2 separate regions of the Homo sapiens genome follow, and region 1 is linked to region 2. A link is an interaction called in ENCODE POLR2A ChIA-PET data of the cell type or tissue named here. Cell type or tissue: K562. All regions are shown on one strand.

Evidence for each region. Peaks named below come from ENCODE experiments on the same cell type or tissue, not always from the same donor. Only the 100,000 strongest peaks of a DNase experiment are listed, where the experiment ranks them.
Region 1: POLR2A ChIA-PET joins it to region 2 with 5 read pairs; 1 of 35 experiments calls an interaction of 5 or more read pairs at or near these places.

What each region holds. Positions count from the first base shown.
Region 1 is chr22:38,833,763-38,841,762 of GRCh38, reverse strand. All of the region lies in intron 1 of NPTXR (neuronal pentraxin receptor), which reads left to right. Among named protein-coding and RNA genes, the nearest start is that of NPTXR, 6.3 kb to the left of the region's middle. In K562, no CTCF peak of the experiment used is centred here; a DNase peak (open chromatin) is centred at 4,062.
Region 2 is chr22:39,327,087-39,335,086 of GRCh38, reverse strand. No RefSeq gene overlaps it. Among named protein-coding and RNA genes, the nearest start is that of RPL3, 11 kb to the right of the region's middle. RefSeq lists a silencer at 6,689-6,983. In K562, a CTCF peak has its summit at 3,710; a DNase peak (open chromatin) is centred at 3,720.

The DNA.
Region 1 (8,000 bases), 490 kb after region 2:
TCACTGGGATATTAGGAGGATTAAGTACTTTATATGAAAGGCCAAGAATAGTGCCTGGCACACAGGTATGTTCAGTCAATTTGAGTGATGGCTATTTTTATCATTAAGCTATAATATTACTCATTTTTAAAATACAGCCAAAACTCAAAATAGGAACAAACAGGTTTTAGGCAACAGGTTTTAGTCATGTAAAAAACAATTTTTGACTTTCATTGAATAAACTTCCTCGTGCCTGCCATAGCCCCTGCCCCCACGCCCAGATGGCACAGGTGGCTCCTCCCACGTCTGGGGCTGGCAGGCTTGGACCTGCCTTGGACCTGTGCCCCCAGCACCTGCAGCATTTGGCAGGGTGGCCTCCCTTCCGGTTAGCCCGCTGAGGTTGGGGGGATCCTGGCAGCTGGAATTTGGCAACAGGTCAGCCTTCCAGGCTGGGGGAGCCCTGGCTTCCCCATGTATACCTTTTCCTCTTTTCTGAGTGCAGCAGCCACAGACAGAGAAGGGCGGGGCCCTGCTTGGCCACCAGGTCTGCTTTCTGAGCGTGGCAACAGCCACAGCTAGTCTTTTGGGGGCCTCTGGGAGGGGCTGGGGCTGGAGCTGGAGCACAGCAGACACAGGGTGAGACCACTTGGCTCAGCGGAGTCCCATGCACCCGTTAGCCACTGTCCAATCTCTCCCCTCTCTTCTCATTCAGTATCCTCAAAGTGCCCAGATTTTCAGGGTCTCCTTTCCCTCCCAGGATACACTGAAGGTGCTCTTGCTAATGTCCCCAAGATGATAAATGAGGACTTCTCAGTCCTTATCTTGGGGGAACCCTCTCTGACACCTGACCCTGCTGATCATCCCCTCTTGCAGGTCTCCATGCCCTGGGCTTCCAGCCGCCTCTCACAGCAGCCCTCCTCCTCCCTCTGTCTGCTGCCTCTGTCTCCTTGCAGGGTCCTCCTCCTTTAAGGCATGTGCCCGTCTTGGCCCTCACTTTCCCTGGGTACACTCAGCCATGCCCTGAGGCTTCCCACACCCATTCCACGGAGGGGCCCCAAACCAAACTCAGTGTCCAGCCCAGGTTTCCTTCCCAAGCTCCAGACCCATCAACACATCGGCCTCCTGAGCATCTCTCTCTGGTTGTCCCATCAGCCCCCTAACCACACTGTGTTTCAGCTTGAACCAGGTACCTCCATGTGCCCTGAGAAACCATCCTTGGCCCCTCCCTCTCCCCCCAGTTCTGATTGGCCTCATCTCTGTACACGCTTGCAGCAGCCTCCTCTCTGGTCTCATGACTCCAGGCACACCCTTCCCTCCATCCTCCTCCAGGCAGCCCCAAGGGTCTTCCTTAAGCCCACCATGGGGCTCTCCTAACTCCTCGGCCTGCTCCTAGGCTACCACTTTGGATCTGGCCCCCGCTCCTGACCCCTCTCTCAGTTCATTCCTGCCTCTGCCTGGATCACCCCCAGCACATTCCTGCTCCACATCTTAGAGTCTGCTCCAAGTACACCTCCTCTCAGGAGCCATCCCTGTTCACACTCTGTCCCCTTCCTATCCCCACCTGGGCTTCCATAATCATCACACTTCCCTGCTGGTCCCCACCAGGCACATCCCTGCATCACCACCCCTCCTACAAAAGGGAAGGGAAGGTCTGATTGGCCTGTCCTCTCCCCAAAGCCTCAAGTGGGAGCCACATTTAAGGGCTTAGGGGAAAGTGTCTTCTTTTCCATTTTTATTTGTGTTGTTATTGTTGTTCATTGAAATAAATCAAAAGGTTTTGGGGAAAATGCTGCATTCAATTGCGTCATTTTCTCCCTTTTTGCAACCCTCTTTCAGTCCTTATCCATATGCAGCCATTGTTTGAGAGCTGCTGTGTAATTACCATTTTAATGATGCCATAATATCCTGGGATTCATCTGCAGCTCCCCATCCATCAGTCACTTGACTGGCTCCTGTTACTGGAGATGTAGGTTGTTTCTAATTATTTTTCTTCCAGATGTTCATTGCAGGATCCATTTCATACAGAGAGCTGTTTGTTTGTTTGTTTTTAAGTCTGTTGATTTTTTTAGGCTGAATTCCCAGGAGTGGTATTACTGGGTACTGGGTCAGAGGATATTGACTTTTTTTTTTTTTCTTTTTGAGACAAAGTCTAGCTCTGTCGCCCAGGCTGGAGTGCAGTGGCGCAATCTTGGCTCATTGCAACCTCCGCCTTCTAGGTTCAAGCGATTCTCCTGCCTCAGCCTCCTGAGTAGCTGGGACTACAGGCATGTGCCACCACGCCCAGCTAATTCTTGTTTTTTAAATAGAGATGGGGTTTTACCTTGTTGGTCAGGCTGGTCTCAAACTCCTGACCTCAGGTGATCCGCCCACCTCAGCCTCCCAAAGTGCTGGGATTACAGGCGTGAGCCACTGTGCCTGGCCAATATTGACTTTTTATGGCTGAGGCCAGGAGCCACTTTCCAAGAGTTGGCCCAATGATGCGGCTACAGGCCATGCATGTGTGTTCCCCTGTTCCATTTTTGTGCTAATTTAATGTATGTATACAACGGAACTTCAAGATTAATTTCAACAGCATTTCTTTGGCATAAACCACATCCTTAACCCAGCCCAGCAAGCTGATTGCCTCCTCCCATCCTGGAGTGGGAGCCAAATAACCATTATAGCGAACACTTACTGAGCACTTACTATGCGGCAGGCACAGTGCATTATCTTATTTAATCCTTGTAAAATCTCTGTGAGGGAGGTACAAAGAAACCAAGGTTCAGAGAGGTTAAGGAACTGGCCCCAAGGCAGCAGTGGAGCCCACTGTCTGGCTGTAGAGCCCTCGTTCTTCATCATCAACTCTAGACCCATCTGGAGGGGTCAGACGTCACCCACCTTTGGGAGCATGGAAAAGACAGGTGAGCTGGGCGCGGTGGCTCACACCTGTAATCCCAGCACTTTGGGAGGCCAAGGTGGGCAGATTATGAGGTCAGGAGATCGAGACCATCCTGGCTAACACGGTGAAACCCCGTCTCTACTAAAAATGCAAAAAATTAGCCAGGCATGGTGGCGGGCACCTGTAGTCCCAGCTACTCAGGAGGCTGAGGCAGGAGAATGACGTGAACCCGGGACGCGGAGCTTGCAGTGAGCCGAGATCTTGCCACTGCACTCCAGCCTGGGCGACAGAGCGAGACTCCATCTCAAAAAAAAAAAAAAAAAAAAAAAAAATAGCCAGGTGAGGGCGGTGCCTGTGCTAGTCACTGTCCTGGACCATTTCTGCCTCGGAGCCCAGAGTGAGAGGGGTGAAGGCCAGTCCTCAAGGCTTGTCCTGCTGACCGGCTAGATAGCCGAGAGACTTGCTGCAAGACCTTCACTGCTGCTGCTGCTGCTGATAATAACTAACACTTATTAGACACTTACTAGATACATATTAGCTTATTCAGTCTTCAGTCCTATGATAGAGGCTGAACGCATTCCCATCTTACAGATGAGCAAATAGAAGCTCAGAGACAGTGAAGGACACAGACCCAGGCAAATCCCTGCCCCGCCCCCCACCAGCTTCAGTTTTCCCCTCCATACAAAGAATGATATAGCAGGCCAGATACGCCCGAAACATGCTTCCAGCTCTAAAAAGTCTCTGAAATAGGTCAGGAGCGGTGGCTCACACCTGTAATCCCAGCACTTTGGGAGGCCAAGGCCAGCAGATCACTTGAGGTCAGGAGTTCAGGACCAGCCTGGCCAACATGGCAAAACCCTGTCTCTACTTAAAAATACAAAAATTAGCCAAGTATGGTGGCATGTGCCTGTGGTCCCAGCTGCTTGGGAAGCTGAGGCAGAAGAGTCACTTGAACCCAGGAGGCAGAGGTTGCAGTGAGCCAAGATTATGCCACTGCACTCCAGCCTGGGCAACAGAGCGAAACTCTGTCTCAAATAAAATAAAATAAAATAAAATAAAAAATAAAAATAAATAAGTCTCTGAAATAGAAAGGCTGGGAGGCACAGGCTTGGGTTCTTGCTTGTGACTTTAGACTAATCACTTTCCCTCTTGGTGCCTTGGTTTTCTTATCTGTAAAACAGGCGGGAGGAGGAGCTAAGTCCCAGTCCCCTTAGGCTCTACATTCTGAGTTCTTGGGCAGAAGGCTTCTAAATAGGGATTGTGTGGGGTGTAGGTGTGTTTATGGGGGTACATGTGTGTACCGCCCTCGAGCCCCTTCCACCCACTCCCAGAACTATGTTTCTCTGGGAAATCTGCAGATAAACAGCAGCTTCGAGGATCTCTTGGTGTCTTCTCTAAATTCCGTTGGTTGTCTTTGTTTTTCTCTGACTTTGCTGCCCATTCTAGAAGCTTCTGCCTAGTGGGCACTGGTTCCCCTGACCCTGCCTGTTTGGCAGTGAGGAGGGCTTGGGAGAAGGGAATGGCGGGGGGCTGTGGAATGTGGAGAGAGGGCTTCTGCTATTGGGCTTTGGTTGGAGGATGTGGACCCACAGTGTCCTCCCTCCCCCACAGTGCCCCCTCCAGCCCTGAGAAAGCTGCAGTGTGGAACATGTTCCTGGTACAGACTCCAGGGCCAGATCACCTGGGTGCAAATTCCAGCTCTGTCACTTGAGAGTTCTGTGACCTCAGGCAAGGTGCTTAACTTTCTCAGCCTCAGTTTCCTGTCTGAAATGGAGATTTGAAAGCCTGTGGGGGCTGGGCGCGGTGGCTCACGCCTGTAATCCCAGCACTTTGGGAAGCTGAGGTGGGCGTATCACGAGGTCAGGAGATCAAGATCATCCTGGCTAACACGGTGAAACCTCATCTCTACTAAAAATACAAAAAATTAGCCGGGCATGGTGGCGGGCACCTATAGTCCCAGCTACTCGGGAGGCTGAGGCAGGAGAATCGCTTGAACCTGGGAGGCTGAGGTTGCAGTGAGCTGAGATTGCACCACTGCACTACAGCCTGGGCGACAGAGCAAGACTCCATCTCAAAAAATAAATAAATAAAATAAAAAAGCCTGTGTGACTTGTTTGTTTTGAGGTTTATATTACATTCAAGATACGGAAGAGGTCACAGATCTCACTTAAACAGACACAAATCGTAAGTGGACAGCTCGATGAAAATTTGTGGATGGATACCCCTGTGAAAGCGCCAGCCAGATCAGGAATTGGAACACTTCCAGCACCCCCAGAAGGCTCCCTGGTGCCCCCAAAGACAGTAGCCTTCCAAAGGCAACGGCTATTCTGGCTCCTGTCACCGTAGTCAGTTTTGCCTGTGTTTGGACTTCGTACAAATGGACGCAGACAGCTGTGCACCCTTGCGTCTGGTGATCTTTCATTCAATGTCACGTCTGTGGCATCCAGGCTTATTGCGTGTACCCACGGAGGATTGCCGTTTTCATTGCCGTGTGGTGTTCCGTTGCGCGGACGAGCCTTAATTCATTTACCCGTTCTTCTGTGGATGGATCTGTGGGTTGTTTCTGATTTACAAATAAGGCTGCTGTAAACATTCTTGGGATATCTGTTGGCGGCTGTCAGCCCTCATTTCTCCCTGGATCGAGCCACAGGAGTGGGTTGCAAGAGGGGCATATATTTAGCGTCGGAAGGTACAGCCAAACATTTCCCCACAGTAGCTGAGAGAGTTTACAAGCCCGCCCGCGTGTAAACCTCGCCAAACTCGGTATGGTCATTTTAAAAACATTCCCGTTTCGGTGGGCGTGTAGTGCACTCACTGTGGTTTTAATTTGTATTGCTCTGATGATTCATGACGTTGAGCACCTTTTCTTATGTTTATTGGCCATTTTGTAAATCTTTGCCTGTAGGAGGTGGAATGAACTCAGAGGTCGGTGCTCCTCACAGAGTGAAGAAGGTGGGGTGCCGGGGCGGCGGGGGGGCGTCTCCCCAGGACAGTCTTGGGCACATCATCCCCGTGGAACTCTGGGGACAGGGATAGAAGCAACCAACCCAAGGTGGGAGCACTTATGTGCTTCCACAGCCCTTGTTTCACTCCAGGGGAAGCTGAGGCTCAGAGAGGCTGAGGGACCTGCCCACAGCCACAGAGGCTGAGTCAAGACCAAGCCAGGATTTCTCACTGAAGTGGGCTAGGGGTGGGGGACCTCCATCTGCTGAGGATTTTGGGGGCCCGGAAGGTGTGTGGGCAGGCAGGACCTCAGCAGAACTCCCAGCTGGGCTTCTGGAAGCAGCAGCCTGACAGGAGGGACTTTTGAAGGGAGGAGCAAGGGGCCTGGGGCCAGAGGGGTCTTTAGACACGGTCTGGGGTCTCGGACCCAGGAGGTACATGGCCAACCCCATCCCTGCTCCCTCTTCCTCATCCTCCTCCCCATTTGTCTTCTTTCCTTCAGCTCCAAAGTGGTACTAGGAGACCAGGATGATCAAAACCAACCTGTCCTTTGCCCACCACTCACCTGTTCCCCACCTGGGTAGGAGGAGGCGGAGCCACCTGCTGGGTCTGTCCCTGGAGAGGAAGGCAGGGTGGCAGTATGGGGTTTCTCTGAGAAGGCTTCCTGACCCCAAACTTCCACCTTGGCAAGAGCTGGTGGCCTGGCCATCCCAGAACAGCCTCTGCCTCACCGCCAGCTGGGAGCACCGCCAGCTGGGAGCACCGCCACCTGCGGAACCATGGGGCCATATTTGCCTTTGGGGCCACAGCACCTGGCACTTGGCAAGAGGCAGCAGGGGTGAGCTCACCCTCTGCACCAGGCCTGTCAAGGGCCTTACAATTGAATCCCACAAGAACTATGGTACTATTACTATCTCTGTTTTACAGATGAGGAAACTGAGGCTCAGAAAGTTTCAGAAGCTTGTCCAGCTCACTCAGCTGGCATTTCCACCCAGGCAGTCTGGCTCCAGGGCCTGCACCATGACACATTATGCTCTCCTGCCTCTCAATAACAGCAAAGAATAATAGTAATGTGACAACCACGTACTGCCTCTTATGGTTGACCACACTTCATATCTGTTCTTTCATTTTATCATTATTTATATCCCCAAATGTAGGTACTATTATTACACCCATTTTACAGATAAGGTAACTGAGGGCCAGAGGAGTTAAGCAGCTTGCCCAAGGTCGCAGATCTAGTAAGCAAGGAACTGAAAATGACGCTGGCCTGTCTAACGTGACAGTTCGTGTCTGCAACTACGACGCCATGTTGCTGCGGCACACATGGATGGATGGATGGATGGATGGATGGATGGATGGATGATGGATGGATGGATGGATGGATGAGTGCTCTGCAGCCCTGCCAGAGAAGCTCTCAGGGCCCTCTTCTCTCTCTATAGAGCATCTCAGTTCAGGCATCAGGGAAGCTGCCATCTGGAGGATGAGCAGGCAATGGGCAGAGGAGGGGTGGGGGCGGGAAGAATGTTCTTGGAGAAGGAACAGCATGTGTGGAGGCCTTAGGGTGAGAAGGAGTTTGGGGCAGTTGAGCAGCAGAGGACTTTCAGTGGGCGTGACCTATGTCCTGTCGGGGTAAGGGCTGAAGCCAGGAGGACAGGGACTTTATTGGCAGGGAGACGGGGCTGTGGAAGGATTTTAAGCAGGAGAGCAACATGGCTGGATTTGCCTCTGGCCGCTGTGTGGAGGGTGGGAGTGGAAGCTGTGGCACAGTCCAGCGGAGAGTAGCCAGGACTAGGGAGAAGGCTAGGAGCTGAGTGAAGCTCTGGGCGAGACGCAGGTTTAGATTCAAGCATTAGAGACACCACTTCATGAAGCTCTGGGTAAGAAGCAGGGTTAGATTCAACCACTAGAGATGCCACTTTAGGATTGTTTTCCTGTTTTTAAAAGAAAATCATGTCAAGTATTTCAGATGGGCAAAAAGGCATAAATACTACTACCCAGGCCCCTGCCCAGGCTCAAGAACCAAACGTTTCCAATCAGCTGATCCCCATCACAAGGTCAGGAGATGGAGACCATCCTGGCTAACACAGTGAAACCCCATCTCTACTAAAAATACAAAAAATTAGCTGGGTGAGGTGGCAGGCGCCTGTAGTCCCAGCTACTCGGGAGGCTGAGGCAGGAGAATGGCGTGAACCCCAGGGGG
Region 2 (8,000 bases):
GTCTCGCTTGGTCGCCCAGGCTGGAGTGCAGTGGTGTGATCTCGGCTCACTGCAAGCTCTGCCTCCCGGGTTCTGGCCATTCTCCTGCCTCAGCCTCCTGAGTAGCTGGGACTACAGGCGCCCGCCACCACTCCTGGCTAATTTTTCATATTTTTAGTAGAGATGGGGTTTCACTGTGTTAGCCGGGATGGTCTCGATCTCCTGACCTCGTGATCCGCCCACCTCGGCCTCCCAAAGTGCTGGGATTACAGGCGTCAGCCTCTGCACCCGGCCCATTCCTCTACTTTCTTAATAAACTTGCTTTCACCTTACTCTATGGACTCACCCTGAATTCTTTCTTGCGCAAGATCCAAGAACCCTCTCTTGGGGCCTGGATCTGGACCCCTTTCCCATAACAATACCACTGAGGCAGAAATTTAAAAATAAATATGCATTCATTCACTCTAAGAAAAGTAACAGGCAAGGCAAGGGTTAAAAGGAAAATAACAAGTTTTCCTCTGTCTAGCAAAGGAAAGTACAGCAAGCTCACTTCAAGGACAGTTATATGATAACACTGTTTGAGAAGTCAAGGCCAAAGGAGTGGGCTCCAGACACCTCCCCTCCAGAGCAAAGTTGAAGGAAAAAAAAGAGAGAAAGACAAATTATTTTACTGTTACTCCTTTCCCTGGTTTCTTAAGCATGATTATGTTTTACAAATGTCTGTATTTAGCCAGTTCTTGTTTTTCTTTCAATGCAGCTACAAAGCCACCGGCTATGTAAGACCATAAATTATGCTATGCTATAGATTATGTGACCTATCATATGATTAGCTGCTTTTGTTTTACTTTTGTAAGCCAGCTTATAAAAACCCCGCTCTGTCTTTGTTCTAGGCTCAGCTTTTTGGATGTGAGTCCACTGAGCTGGTGCGTACCTGAAATAAACAATCCTCCTGTACTCAGATCAAGACCATCCTGGCTAACACGGTGAAACCCCGTCTCTACTAAAAATACAAAAAATTAGCCGGGTGTGGTGGCGCTCGCCTGTAGTCCCAGCTACTCGGGAGGCTGAGGCAGGAGAATTGCTTGAACCCGGGAGGCAGAGGTTGCAGTGAGCCAAGATCGCGCCACTGCACTCCAGCCTAGTGACAGAGCGAGACTCCATCTCAAAAAAAAAAAAAAAAAATCCTCCTGTACTCTCATATCAGTCTCTCCGTTCCTCAGTTTACCACAACACCATCACACTGGTGATTAGGTTTCAATATATGAATTTTGGGGAACACAAACATTCAGATGATAGCAACAACATAGCAGGAGGTTCTGGGTGGATTAGAAACATGGGGCTGGGTGCAGCGGCTCACGCCTGTAATCTCATCACTTTGGGAGGTCGAGGAAGGCAGATCACCTGAGGTCAGGAGTTCAAGACCAGCCTGGCCAACATGGCGAAACCCCTTCTCTACTAAAAAATTACAAAAATTAGCTGGGTGTGGTGGCGTGCGCCTGTAATCCCAGCTATTCAGGAGGCTGAGGCTGGAGAATCTCTTGAACTGGGGAGAGGCAGAGGTTTCAGTGAGCTGAGATCATGCCACTGTACTACAACTTGGGAGATGGAACAAGACTCTGTCTCAAAAAAAAAAAAAGGAAGAAAAAGAAACATGGCCCATCAGAATTCTAAAAGGTAAATACGTGGAAGGAGTCTCAGGCCATCTTTTTTTTTTTTTTTTTGAGACAGAGTCTCACTCTGTCACCCAGGCTGGAGTGCAGTGGCACGATCTCGGCTCACTGCAAGCTCTGCCCCCCGGGTTCATGCCATTCTCCTGCCTCAGCCTCCTGAGTAGCTGGGACTACAGGTGCCCACCACCACGCCCGGCTAATTTTTTTGTATTTTTAGTAGAGACGGGGTTTCACCGTGTTAGCCAGGATGGTCTCGATCTCCTCACCTCGTGATCCCCCCACCTCGGCCTCCCAAAGTCCTGGGATTACAGGCGTGAGCCACTGCCCCCGGCCCGAGATGGTGAATTTAATTGATAAATGTGTGTGTTCTGACTCTTCTATTGACTCACCATTTCTCTGTCTCTTTCCCTCTCTAGGGCAGCCCTATTTTTTGAGATACAACAGTACTGAAATTAGGCCAGCTGATAACTGCTCAATGGCCTCTAAGTGTTCAAGTGAAAGGAAGAGTCCTGTCTCTCAGTTTCAATCAAAAACTAGCAATGATTAAGCTTAGTGAGGAAGGCATGCCAACAGCCGAGACAGGCTGGATTTAGGCCAGTTAATAACCCTACAATGGCCTCTCAGTGTTCAAGTGAAAGGAAGTGTCACATGTCTCTTGCTTTAAATCAAAAGCTGGAAATGATTAGGCTTAATGAGGAAGGCATGTCAAAAACTGAGATACGCTGAAAACTAGGCCTCTTCCACTATGCAGTTAGCCAAGTTGTGAATGCAAAGGAAAAGCTTTCAAAGGAAATTAAAAGTGCCACTCTAATGAGTACATGAATGATAAGAAAGTGAAACAGGCTTATTGCTGATATGGAGAAAGTTGGGTCTGGATAGAAGATCAAACCAGCCACAACATTCTCTTAAACCAAAGACTAGGCCAGGCGTGGTGGCTCACACCTCTAATCCCAGCACTTTGGGAGGCCGAGACGGGAGGATCACCTGAGGTCAGGAGTTTGAGACCAGCCTGGCCAACATGGCAAAACCCCATCTCTACTAAAAATACAAAAAATTAGCCAGGTGTAGTGGTAGGTGCCTGTAATCCCAGCTACTCGGGAGGCTGAGGCAGGAGAATTGCTTGAACCCGGGAGGCAGAGGTTGTAGCGAGTCATTGCACTCCAGCCTGGGTGACAGAGCGAGACTCTGTCTCAAAAAAAAAAAAAAGACAAAGACTAACCCAGCGCAAGGCCCTAGACCCTAGCTCTCTTTAATTCTATGAAGGCTGAGAGAGATGAGGAAGCTGCAGAAGAAAAGCAGAAGCTAGCAGAAGTTGGTTCATGAAGTTTAAGGAAAGAAACTGTCTCCATAACATAAAAGTGCAAGGTGAAGCAGCAGGTGCTCATGGAGAAGCCACAGCAAGTTATCCAGTTCTAGTTAAGATCGTTGATGAAGGTGGCTACATTAAACAGTAGAGTTTCAATGTAGATGAAACAGCTTTATATCAAAAGAAAATGCCAGGAAGTCTTTCATAGCTAGAGAGGAGAAATCAATTCCTGGCTTCAAAGTTTCAAATGACAGGCTAACTCTCTTGTCAGGAGTTGGTATAGCTGGTGAGTTTAAGTTGAAGCCAACTGCTCATTGATAATTCTGAAAATCTGAAGGCCCTTAAGAATTATGCTACGTCTACTCTGCCTGTGCTCTGTAAGCGGAACACCAAAGCCTGGATGACAGCACATCTGTTTTTCTTTCAAAATATTACTGCTCGTTGACAATACACCTGGATACCCACGAGCTCTGATGGTGATGAATGTGGTTTTCTTTTTTTTTTCTTTTGTTTTTGAGATGGAATCTGGCTCTGTCCCCCAGTCTGCAGTGCAATGATGCAATCTTGGCTCGCTGCAACCTCTGTCTCCCGGGTTCAAGCAATTCTCCTGCTTCAGCCTCCCAAGTAGCTGGGACTACAGGCACGTGTAATCCCAGCACTTTGGGAGGCCGAGGCGGGTGGATCACTTGAGGTCAGGAGTTCGAGACCAAGCTGGCCAGCATGGAGAATCCCAGCTACCCTGAATCTGTTCTCCACCCGGCAGCTAGGGGGCTCTTACACCACAGATTAAATCGCTTTATTCCACTGATTAAAATCCACCAGTACTAGGGGCCTAGAGGGACATTGAGCTGGGTCTCGGCATGTTCCTCCATCTGCAGTTCCTTCCTCCACTGAACTCTTGTTTGTTTGTTTGTTTGTTTTAAGACAGTCTCGCTCTGTCACCTAGGCTGGAGTGCAGTGGCACGATCTCAGCTCACTGCAACCTCTACTTCCCAGGTTTGAGCGATTCTCATATTTCAGCCACCCCCATTCGCAGGTTGTAGGTGGACATATCTTTTTTTTTTTTGAGACAGGGTCTTGCTCTGCCTTAGGCTAGAGTGCAGTGGTGCCATCTTGGCTCACTGCAGCCTTGAACTCCTGGGCTCAAGTGATCCTCTCTCCTCAGCCTCCTGAGTAGCTGAGACTACAGGTATGTAGCACCATGACCAGCTAATTTTTAAAAAATAGAGATGAGGTCTTGCTATGTTCCTCAGGCTGGTCTCAAACTTCTGGGCTCAAGTGATCCTCCCACCTCAGCCTCCTAAAGTGTTGAGATTACAGGCATGAGCCACTATGCCTGGCCTTCCACATACATTTTAGAATCAATGTATGAGTCACCCCATCCCCCCACCTCTTGCCCAAATCCCTTGGGATTCTGGTTGAAATCCTAATGATTTTAAAGATTACTATGGAGATGACTGACTATTTTATTTTATTTTATTATTTTATTTTTGAGATGGAGTTTCACTCTTGTTGCCCAGGCTGGAGTTCAGTGGCACAATCTCGGTTCACTGCAACCTCTGCCTCCTGGGTTCAAATGATTCCCCTGCCTTAGCCTCCCGAGTAGCTGGGATTACAGGTGCCCACCACCACACCCAGCTAATTTTTGCATTTTTAATAAAGACAGGGTTTCACCATGTTGGCCAGGCTGATCTCGAACTCCTGACCTCAGGTGATCCACCCACCTCAGGCTCCCAAAGTGGTAGGATTACAGGCGTGAGCCACCGCACCTGGCCACAACTGACATTTTATTTTTATTTTATTTATTTATTTATTTATTTATTTATTTATTTATTTATTTTTGACACAGAGTCTCACTCTGTCGCCCAGGCTGGAGTGCAGTGGTGCGATCTCAGCTCACTGAACCTCCGGGTTCAAGCAATTCTCCTGCCTCAGCCACCTGAGTAGCTGGGATTACAGGCGTGTGCCACCATGCCTGGCTAATTTTTGTGTTTTCAGTAGAGATGGGGTTTCACCATGTTGGTCAGGCTGGTCTCGAATTCCTGACCTCAGGTGATCTGCCGCCTTGGCCTCCCAAAGTGCTGGGATTACAGGCGTGAGCCACCATGCCTAGCCTATTTATTTACTTTTTTGAGACAGAGTCTCACCTTGTTGGCCAGGCTGGAGTGCAGTGGCATAATCTCGGCTCACTGCAACCTCCACCTCCCGGGCTCAAGCAATTCTCCTGCCTCAGCCTCCCGAGTAGCTGGGATTACAGGCGTGTGGCACCACACCTGGCTAATTTTTATATTTTTAGTAGAGACGGGGTTTTGCCTTGTTGGCCAGGCTGGTCTCAAACTCCTGACCTCAGGTGATCCGCCTACCTTGGCCTCCCAAAGTCCTGGGATTACAGGTGTGAGCCACTGCGCCTGGCCACAACTGACATTTTAAAGACATGTCAGGCCATCCATGAACTGGTGATGTCTCTCCATTTATTCAGGACTTCTTTTATGTCCTTTAATAGAAAAGAGGTGGCGGGGTGTGGTGGCTCACGCCTGTAATCCCAGCACTTTGGGAGGCCGAGGTGGGCGGATCACCTGAGGTCGAGAGGTGGAGACCAGCCTGACCAACATGGAGAAACCCCGTCTCTACTAAAAATACAAAAATTAGCTGGGTGTGGTGGTGCATGCCTGTAATTCCAGCTACTTGGGAGGCTGAGGCAGGAGAATCGCTTGAACCCAGGAGGCAGATGTTGTGGTGAGCTGAGATTGCGCCATTGCACTCCAGCCTGGGTGACAAAAGTGAAACTCCATCTCAAAAAAAAAAAAAAAAAAAGGAAGAAGGTTTTGTGCACTATTTGTTCGAGTAATTAGAGGGGGAAGAGCATGCTACAATTCATAAACGACACCTTTTTATAGATCCCCTCTCCTCAGAGTCCTATTATCTATATTTTGCAGGAAAGGGAACTGAGGCTGAGAAGGGTAAAGGAACCTCCGCAAGGATACACAGTAGTGACAGGGCTGAGACTAGGTCCCCCAGCCCAGCCCCTGGTATGCATGTGTCTTGCATACTGGGAACCACCCACCAGCCCAGTAAAGGCCTAAGTGGACAGATCTGTCGCCATTCTATCTCCCCCTGACAAAGCTAGGCAGGGAACATACCGGGGGCCGGCCCACAGTTAATCGCTTTATTTTAAGCTCTGCATGAAGAGAGACACGGCACAGATATACAGAAAAATGATGAGGAGACAGGTCGTCTTGAGCTGCTGTGCGAGGGCCTGCTTGGATGAAGATTTCAAGGCCACCTTGCTTGTCCTACTGCTCCAGAACCTGGTGCTAAGAGATATGTTGGTGGCCCCATAGCCACAGCCTTCTTCTCCCTCGCTGGCATCCTTGACCCCAACCACTATGCACAGGCTCATGGAGGCTGGTGAGAGCCTACTCATGGTGGCCAGGTCAGGTCCGGGGAAGTGCTGGCTGAAAGGGATGGTGGTCGCTGGGAGGATAGTGGTGACTGCATCCAGGTCTGTGGAGGCTGCCCGGCACAGCCTGGCCCTCTCCAGGGGTTGAAGGCCACAGCCCCGCATGGCCTAGGCCACCCGTCCCATGGCCACCCACAGCCTGTCCAGGCAGCAGGCCAGCAGGGACATGGCCATGTGCTATAGCACGGCCTGCAGCAGCAGCTCCAACACCTTGCTGTTATCGTGGCGGAAGCCCACCAGGCTGTAGTAGGCCCAATGGGCCATGGAGAACACGGCTAGGCCGGCCTCCCACCACAGGTGTTGCAGGAGTCGTGAGATGCAGCGGCAGGCTCCATGGATCAGGGTGATGAACAGCTGTAGGTTCCAGATCCGCACAACAGTCAGCTGCTGCCACAAGGCCCGCTGGCCAGCCAGCATCACCTCCATGCACAGTCTCCAGGACAGGATGAGGATGAGACCTCCACCCACTGGCAGGCTGCTGCACCACAGGATGCAGGCGCCCAGCATGGAGACCGAGAGCCAGTGGGAGGCTGGATTTGCCATCTCCGCCTGCAGCCCCAGCAGGGATGCACAGAAGTTCACCAGGCCTAGGCCACACAGCAGCAGGAACGGAAGCAGGATCTGCCAGACCTCCCTGCCCAGCCAGCTCCCATTCTGTGGGGCATTTCCCCCACAGCTCCTCGTGGAGAAGCACAGCAAGGGGCCTTCACGACCCAAAGGCTGTGTACCCAGGCTCCTGCCCCAGGGACATGAGGCTGCACTCACGCCCCAAGCTCATATTAGCTGACCCTCTGGACCAAACATCCTGTCACCTGGGCAGGGTAGTTTTGCAGTGATCAATGACAGCACAAAAGATCAGGATATGAACTTATGTCAAAGAGAGGGCATAATTGCTTTGTCCATAATGGGCAATGCAGGCAGCCATTGAGAATGCAGCTGTAGGCTGGGCACAGTGGCTCATGCCTGTAATCCTAGCACTTTGGGAGGCAGAGGCGGGCGGATCACCTGATATCAGGAGTTTGAGACTAGTCTGGCCAACATGGCAAAACCCCATCTCTACTAAAAGTACAAAAATTAGTCAAGCGTGCTGGCGGGTGTCTGTAATCCCAGCTACTCAGGAGGCTGAGACAGGAGAATCGCTTGAATCTGGGAGGTGGAGGTTGCAGTGAGCTGAGATTGCGCCATTGCACTCCAGCCTGGGCAACAAGAGCAAAACTCTATCTCAAAAAATAATAATAAGTCAGGCGCAGTGGCTCACACCTGTAATCTCAGCACTTTGGGAGGCCGAGGCGGGTGGATCACTTGAGGTCAGGAGTTCGAGACCAGCCTATCCAACATAGCAAAACCCAGTCTCTACTAAAAATACAAAAATTAGCTGGACGTGGTGGTGGGCACCTGTAATCCCAGCTACTCGGGAGGCTGAGGCAGGAGAATCACTTGCAAACGGGAGGCGGAGGTTGCAGTGAGCTGAGATTGTGCCATTGCACTCCAGCCTGGGCAACAAGAGCAAAACTCTGTCTCAAAAATAAAGAAAGAAAGAAAATGCAGCTGTAATGTCCTCGTTTGGGTCCACTATTTTCATGCC